Linked DNA regions of Homo sapiens: region 1 is linked to region 2. A link is a loop called in an ENCODE intact Hi-C map of the cell type or tissue named here. Cell type or tissue: mesothelial cell of epicardium. All regions are shown on one strand.

Region 1 (4,000 bases), 170 kb after region 2:
CTGCACATGGAGAGAAGCTGGAGGCTGCTGGCTGGCCTTGTGACTGTGAGTCTGTTTGGTTTGTCCGTGGGGCTGCCAGGGCCTGTGGCAGGGATGGGGGTAGAGGTAGGGGGTTTATGTCAGGATCCAGATGTCAGGGTGAGAATGTTTAGCATGAGCTCCCTCTAGCTGCTACATGGGAGAGAGCCATAGTTGGCAGGAAGGGAGGCCAGGAGGCCAGAAGGGAGGCCAGGAGGCAACCAGCAAGGTGAGGGCCAGAAGCAGCCAGCACTTGGTGGAAGCTTCAGGTTTCTGGCTTTGACAGCCCTGTGGACAAAAGGCAAGGGACAGGTGGGGTAGGGAGTACCCTCCACTCCCAGCAACCCTCCCCACACACAGTCTGATCTCCATCTCTGTGGCCAGAGGACACCTGTGAACACCCGAGCCAGATCCCATCCCTCCTTTGTTCAGGATTCCCAATGGCTCCCACCTCTCTAGAAAGCCAAAGTCCTCCTTGAGGTCCACAAGGCCCTGCATGGCCTCTGTGACCCCCCTCCCCAGCTGCCCTCACCTCCTTCCACTCTTCCCTTGCTTGCAAGGCCCCAGCCACATCTCAGCACATTCCTACCCCAGGACCTTTGCACGTGCTGTTCCCTCTGCCCAGAATGCTCTTTCCACAGGTACCTAGATGGCTCACCTCCTCAAGACCTCTGCCAAAATGTCACTTTTTAGGGGAGGTATTTCCTGGCCACCCTGTCTACAGTTGCACCTACACGTATACCCCCTCTCAGGCACACCTTCCTCCATTGCACTTGTGACCAGTTGGGAACTCGGTAAACATCCACTGAATAGATGATCTGCTTTTTGGGTCTATTTCATCTTCATTCATTAAACAAATGAACAAGCATCCACTCCTTGCCCAGGGCTGGGTATGCAACAAGAGCCAGCCCAACCCGCAATGGTACTTTGCCCTCAGAGTCCCTCGATGGTGGAGAAGACAGACATTAAACAGCTGAGTCCAAGTCCAGTTAGGGGAGCAAAACACAGAGGCCCTGTGTTCTGTGAGAGTGGATATGAGAGATACGAATGCCGTCCTCTGGGCAGAGCCCTTTGGAGGGAGAGCAGAATAAGGAACTGTGTGTGAGAGAGAGACAGACGCTGAGTAGAAGTGATGGGAAGGTGGCAGGACAGCAGGGCCTGAGATGCCATGTTAGAGCATCACAGGCAATAGGGAGCCATGGAGGGTTGTAGGCAGGGAGGGGTGTAATTGGATTTCCATTTTGCAAAGATCATTCTGGCCTCAGGGTAGAGACTGGATGGGACAGGGGTAGCAGATAGATGGGGAGACGAAGGAGAAGGTGTCGGGGGGGTGCAGGGAATTTTTTGAACGACCCCTACCGCTCTGCAGTCTAGTGCTGCTTGGTGGCTGGGGTGACCTTTATTTTATTTAGAGACGGAGTCTTGTTTTGTCACCCAGGCTGGAGTGCAGTGGCATGATCATAGCTCACTGCAGCCTTGACTTTTTGGGCTTGAATGACCCTGCTGCCTCAGCCTCCCAAGTAGCCAGGACCACAGGTGTGTGCCACCATGCCTGGCTAATTTTTAAATTTTTGTAGAGAGAGGATCTCACTGTGTTGCCCAGGCTGGTCTCAAACTCCTGGCCACAAGCAATTCTGCATTGGTCTCCCAAAGTGCTAGGATTACAGGTATGAGCCACTGTACCCAGCTCCAGGGTGACCTTTAAAAGGTTCTTCATTGAACAATTATATTTCAGCTTCCTGCTTGTGCCAGGCACTGTGCTGAGTGTAGTATGCAAACCCCACCCTGCAGAGCCAGCATCTAGTAGCAGAGAGTTCATAAGCAAATAAAACGCATGGCGTGCTGGTGATAGGTATGGAGAAATCAAGTCAGGACACGGCGTAGGAGTGCGGGGGCCAGCAGGACCTTGCCGAGCTAGTGATGTTTGAGGAACGACCAAAAGGAAGATGCAGGAGGAGCTGTGAGGGGATCTGGAGAAGAGAGAAACAGCCCGTGAAGAGGCCCTAAGGCAGAACAGTGCCTGGTGTTTCACATTGTACAGGGCCTGTTTGTTTTTTGTTTTTGAGATGGGGTCTTGCTCTGTTGCCCAAGCTAGAGTGCAGTGGCATAATCTCAGCTCGCTGCAACCTCCACCACCCGGGCTCAAGAGATCCTCCCACCTAAGCCTCCCGAGGAGCTGGGACCACAGGCGTGTGCCACCATGCCTGGCTAACTTTTTGTATTTTTGGTAGAGACAGGGTTTCACTATGTTGCCCAGGCTGGTCTGGAACTTCTGAGCCCAAGCAATCAGCCCGCTTCAGCCTCCCGAAGTGCTGGGATTACAGGTGTGCGCCGCCACATCCGGCCCAGTGCAGAGCCTTTGTATGATACAGACTTTGGCTTTTGGTCGAGTGAGGTGGGAGCCACGGAGGGTTCTGAGCAGAGGAGGGAAGCAGCTGACTTAGATGCTCACAAGCGCCCTCTGGTGGCCATGGGGGAAACATACTGTAGACAGTTTCATTTTGCAAAGATTGTTCTCACCTCGGGGTAGAGATTGGATGGGACAGGGGTGGCAGATAGATGGGGAGACGAGGTGTAGACAGTGAGGTGGGGAAGTGGGGTCCAGCCAGGAGATGATGGGGCTGGACCAGAGAAGCTGAGGAGTGGCGAGAGGTGAGTGGGCTCTGAAGGAGTAGCCACAGGACCTGACGGGGCTGGATGTGATGTGAGGGGAGAGGGATCCAGGATGACTGTCCGGTTCCTGAGCACCTGGAGGGACTGGGCTGCCATCCGCTGAGCTGGAGGATGGGGCAGGGACTGGAGATGCCGCGACAACCCTGCCCTGCCCAAGGACCATGTACCTGGGCCCTCTCTGGGCACGTGCTCTGTCTCTGCGAGGTAGGTCTGTTAGTCCCTGAGCAGCAATGGGGAAATAGGTTCAGAGAGGCCAAGTGCTTGCTCTGAAGCTACACAGCAGATTGAAATTCAGGAGCTTCGACTCTCAGCTGGTCCTTCATAGTCACCCCGGGGCCTGCAGCTTCCTTATGGACCTGCCGGATGCCTGAGGGCTTCCTGGAGGAGGTGGGCTCATGGGCGGCTGGGTTTGGGGAGTGGGCAGGAGGCAGGAGATGCAGCCAGAGGGCTGTGTGTGGAGGGGCCGGCTGCTGCCAAGAAGGGAGAAGACCATGAAGGGGGCTCAGATCCCAGATCCCCACCTTGGTTCCCCGCCACCCCACCCAAGGCACTCAGACTCCCACCCCCTCAAGCGCGCAGAGGGTTGCCATGGCAACTGCAGGCTAGGGCAGGCTAGAGGCGCCCCCTCTCCCCCAGCAGCCACTTCTCCTCCTGTCGCTCTCCCCATCTCCATCCCAGGGCACCCGAGGACAGAGTCTAGGCCTTAGTGGCCCACCCTGCCGCACCGACCCTTGACTTGAGACAGACGTAGGGCTTAGATGCGAACATACAGGCAGGTGTGCAGCCCCGTTTCCCATGGGTGAAATAGGGTCACCTATGGCTGGGTGCAATGGATTCCTGGGTACACCTGTAATCCCAGCATTTTGAGAGGCTGAGGCGGGAGGATTGCTTGAGCCCAGGAATTCAAGACCAGCCTGGGCAACATGGTGAAACCTCATCTCTACAAAAAACACAAAAATTAGCCAGGCGGGGGTTTGTGTGCCTGTAGTCCCAGCTACTCAGGAGGCTGAGCTGGGAGGATCACTTGAGCCTGGGAGGATGAGGCTGCAGTGAGCTGAGAGTGCACCATTGCACTCCAGCCTGGGCAACAGAGCAAGATCCTACTGTCTCAAAGGAAAAAAAAAAAAAAAGAGAAAGAGAAGAAAGAAGGAAAGAAAAAAGAAAGACAAATAAGGTGACTGGAGACTACTGAGGTGCAAGCGGGGGACAGACACAGGTGTGGGCTCACCTGGCTTCCCAGATGTAGAACGTCCAGGCGTGACCAGCTCTGAGGTTGCATAGACACTCAAATACAGTGTGGGCCCGGGGG
Region 2 (4,000 bases):
TTGGCGATGAACATATGAGTGCATGCATCTTTTTGGAATAATGATCTATATTCCTTTGGTTATATACCCAGTAATAGTACTTCTGGGTGAAATGTTAGCTCTGTTTTAAGTTCTTTGAGAAAACTCCAAACTGCTTTCCACAGTGGCTGAACTAATTTACATTCCCACCAACAGTGTGTAAGCATTGCCTTTGCTCCATGGTTTCACCAGTGCCTGTTGTTTTTTGGCTTTTTAATAGTAGCCATTCTGTCTAGTGTGAAATGGGATCTCATGTGGTTTTGATTTGCATTTGTCTAATGATTAGTGATGATGGGCATTTTTTCATATGCTTGTTGTCCACTTGTATGTCTTCTTTAGAGAAGTGTCTTTTCATGTCTTTTGCCCATTTTGTAGTGGGGTTATTTGGGGTTTTTATTGCTTGCTGATTTGTTCAAGTTTTTTATAGATTTGGATATTAGGCCTTTGTTGGGTGCCTAGCTTGTGAATATTTTCTCCCATGGTGTAGGCTGTCTGTTTACTCTGTTGATGGTTTCTTTTGCTGTGCAGAAACTCTTTATTATAAAGTGTATAAAATTTATAATCAATAAATGTACATTTGCCGATTCAATAAGTCAATCACATTTATTGATTTACAACATAATTTACTTAGGTCCCACTTGTCACTTTTTATTTTTGTTGCAATTGCTTTTGGAGACGTAGCCAAAAATTCTTTGGCAAGGCTGATGTAGAGAAGGATATTTCCTAGGTTTTCTTCTAGGATTTTTATAGTTTGAGGTCTTATATTTAAATCCATGGTAGGATAGCACCTCCCTGTCCCTTTGAAGTGAACCATGTTACCTGCTGTGAGCAGTGAAGTGGAGCAGAAGTCACAGGTGCCATTTCTGGGCAGAAGCTTTGAAGGGACCATGGTGAGCCACCCCATCATTTCTTCTGCCTAAGCAGTTTTGGGGGCACAGAAGTCGGGTGTTATGGGCTGAATTGTGTCCCCCACCCCCAAGTTGATACGTTGAAGTCCTAACCCCAAGTGCCTCAGAATGGGATTGTGTTTGGAGATGGGACCTTTAAAGGTGTAATTAAGGGGAAACGAGGTCATATGGGTGAGCCCTCATCCAATCTGTCTGGTGTCCTTATAAGGAGAGGAGATGAGGACACAGACACAGACCGAAGACCACATGGAGACACAGACAAGAGGGTGGCCACTTATAAGCCAAGGAGCCAGGCCTTAGAAGAAACCGATTCTGCTGATACCTTAGTCTTGGACTTCTGGGACCCCGAACTGTGAGAAACAATATTTCTGTTATTTAAGACCTCCATCTGTGGTATATTCTTACCGTAGCCCTAGCAAACTCGTATTGATTTTTGATACCAGGAAGTGGAATGCTGCTCTAAAAAATACGCAAAAATGTGCAAGTGGATAATGAGTAGAGGCTGGAAGAGTTTGGAGGTGCATGCTGCAAAGGCCTAGATGGTCTTTTTTATATGTTTAATTTCTGGTCAAAAATATTTTAGTTGTTTTATAGAGTTCTGGGAAAATAATTACCTAAGGAAAAGAAATAGCATTGCTTATAGGCGGGTTTGAATATTAGCCCTGTAGCTTTGCTGAGAAATTGAGAAATTCTTCTTGGTTAGAGTCCTGAATTACATTAAATGGAGGGATAGGGTTAAGGTGTTTATTTTGTGTTTTTTGCTTTCAGCTTGGTGTTTTTGGTTGTTGTTGTTGCCCCAAGTGAGTCCAAAACCCAACCGGGAAAAGAACATTAAATCTTAAAACTTGAGAACCTTCTTTGACTCCATGGCCCATGTTCCAGATATACTAGGATGTGGTTGGGCGGCCCAGGGCTTCAGGTGGCTCTTCCCCCATGGCTTTGCTGGGTGCAGCCCAGGCAGCAGCTCTCACATGTTGGAGTTTGATGCCTGAGGCTCTCCCAGGGTGGACTTGCACACTGCTGGCTCTACCATCCTGGAATCTTGGGGATAGCCTCTTCCCCACGGCTCTGCTGGGCATTGCCCTAGTGGGAACGTTCTGTGGTGTCCCTGCCCCTGTGGCAGTTTTCTGCCTGACCCCAAGGCTGTCTGGGACATACTTTGAAATGCAGGTGGAGGCAGCCATATCCCACAGCTATTGCACTCTGCACACCTGCAGAATGAGCACCACGTGGATGCTCCAAAGAGTTTTCTGCCTGTGTCCTCTGGAGGGGTGATAGCATGTCCCCCACTCCACCAGGGCCCATTGAGCAACACTTGGAGCAGCCAAGGAGCACCACAGCACAGTGTGGGAACCAGCGACTTCAGGGAGTGCTGGGCAGCAAGCCCCAAGGTCCTCAGGGGTCCTCAGGGCGCCCCAGGGCCTTTCTTGGAAACCGTACTGCCGTCAGTGCCCTGGCACCATGGGCCTGTGACGAGAGTGCGGCCTGAGTGATCCACACAATGCCTTCAGGGTCGCTCTTCCATTGTCCTGGTGAGGAGCACAGCCCTGATCCACGCAGGCCTCCTGACCCACACCCTCGTGTTCGCTCCCAAACACACTTTCTTATCTGTTCAAAACGGGCAGGCTGAGAAGGCTAAAAGTTTCCCAAATCTTTAAGTTCTGCTTCCCTTTTGATTATAAGTTCTGTCTCTAAATCATTCCTCTTTTTCTTTCATTTTCCTATAAACGTTCAAGACAATCAAGCCGCTCCTTCAATACTTTGCTGAGATATTTCTTCTGCCAAATTTCAGTTACATCACTCACAAGTTCTGCCTTCCACCAAACACTAGTGCTTTGCCACTTTATGGCAAGCGTCACTCACCTTTCCTCCAGTTTCCATTTACCTCTTCTTGATTTCCATCTGAGACTTCATCAGAATGACCTTTCCTTTCCATATTCTTTTTTTTTTGTTTGTTTTTTAGAGACTGGGAGCCACCGACATGCCAGGAGACAGGCCTGGAACAGAACCTTCCTGCACAGCCTCAGAAGAAACCCACCCTGCTGACACTTTGATCTTGGACTCATGGCCTCCAGTACTGTGAGACAGTAAGATTCTGTTGTTGAAGGTGCCCAGTCTGTGGTACTGTAAAACAGCCCTAGGAAACTAACATAGCCTATTAGCCTACAGGGTGAAGAGATGGAATTCGCAATGGACCTCCAGGCTTACTGTCTACAGCTCCCAAAGTGTGCTGTCGGACCCTTGGGTGTGTGTAGGTATGCAAGATAATTTTGGGTGGTGCAGAGTGAATAATGTCAACTTACATAATGGATTTATCTTACTGGATAAATCACGGGTTCCCTCCTGTTTGGAACCAGGCTGCACAGCAGGAGGTGAGCAGCCAGCCAGTGAGCAAAGCTTCATCTGTAGAAACAGCCGCTCCCCATCCCTTGCATTACCACATGAGCTGTGTCTCCTGTCAGATGAGTGGTGCCATTAGATTCTCATAGGAGCATGAACCCTACTGTGAACTGCGCATGCCAGGGATCTAGGTTGTGTGCTCCTTATGAAATCTAATGCCTGATGATCTGTCACTGTCTCCCATCACCCCCAGATGGGACCATCTAGTTGCAGGAAAACAAGCTCAGTGTTCCTACTTATTCTACATTATGGTGAATGGTATAATTATTTCATTATATATTACAGTGAAATAATAATAGAAATAAAGTGCACAATAAATGTAATGGGCTTGAATCATCTCCGCATCATCCTTTCCCCTTCTCCCGGGTCCGTGGAAAAGTCTTCCATGAAACTGGTCTCTGGGACCAAAAAGGTTGGGGACCACCGGTATAAATGCTTCTAAGAATAGTTAAGCAAATTAAGGTTTACATGCTGCTAAAAATATGGGTTTCAATGCTAAGAAAAATGGATGCACGTGAAAACACTCTCTTGCTGTGGTCCAGGGAATCTAAACCATTCTAACAGAGAAACGTGCAGCTTGGAGCTGGAGCTGCCCTCCGACATCCTGTCCACCTCATATCCCTGCACCACACACGCATGCACACATGCAAGCAGACATGTACACATGCATACGT

What was found. A loop is a pair of places that touch in the nucleus more often than their neighbours do. Peaks named below come from ENCODE experiments on the same cell type or tissue, not always from the same donor. Only the 100,000 strongest peaks of a DNase experiment are listed, where the experiment ranks them.
Region 1: it touches region 2 in a loop (17-fold over the local background); 1 of 110 quality-filtered maps calls a loop at or near these places.

The regions. Positions count from the first base shown.
Region 1 is chr17:30,717,011-30,721,010 of GRCh38, forward strand. It overlaps the pseudogene SUZ12P1. Among named protein-coding and RNA genes, the nearest start is that of CRLF3, 110 kb to the right of the region's middle. RefSeq lists an enhancer at 2,336-2,385. In mesothelial cell of epicardium, CTCF peaks have their summits at 2,499 (motif pointing left) and 2,702; DNase peaks (open chromatin) are centred at 2,481 and 3,481.
Region 2 is chr17:30,546,042-30,550,041 of GRCh38, forward strand. No RefSeq gene overlaps it. Among named protein-coding and RNA genes, the nearest start is that of GOSR1, 71 kb to the left of the region's middle. In mesothelial cell of epicardium, no CTCF peak of the experiment used is centred here; a DNase peak (open chromatin) is centred at 2,150.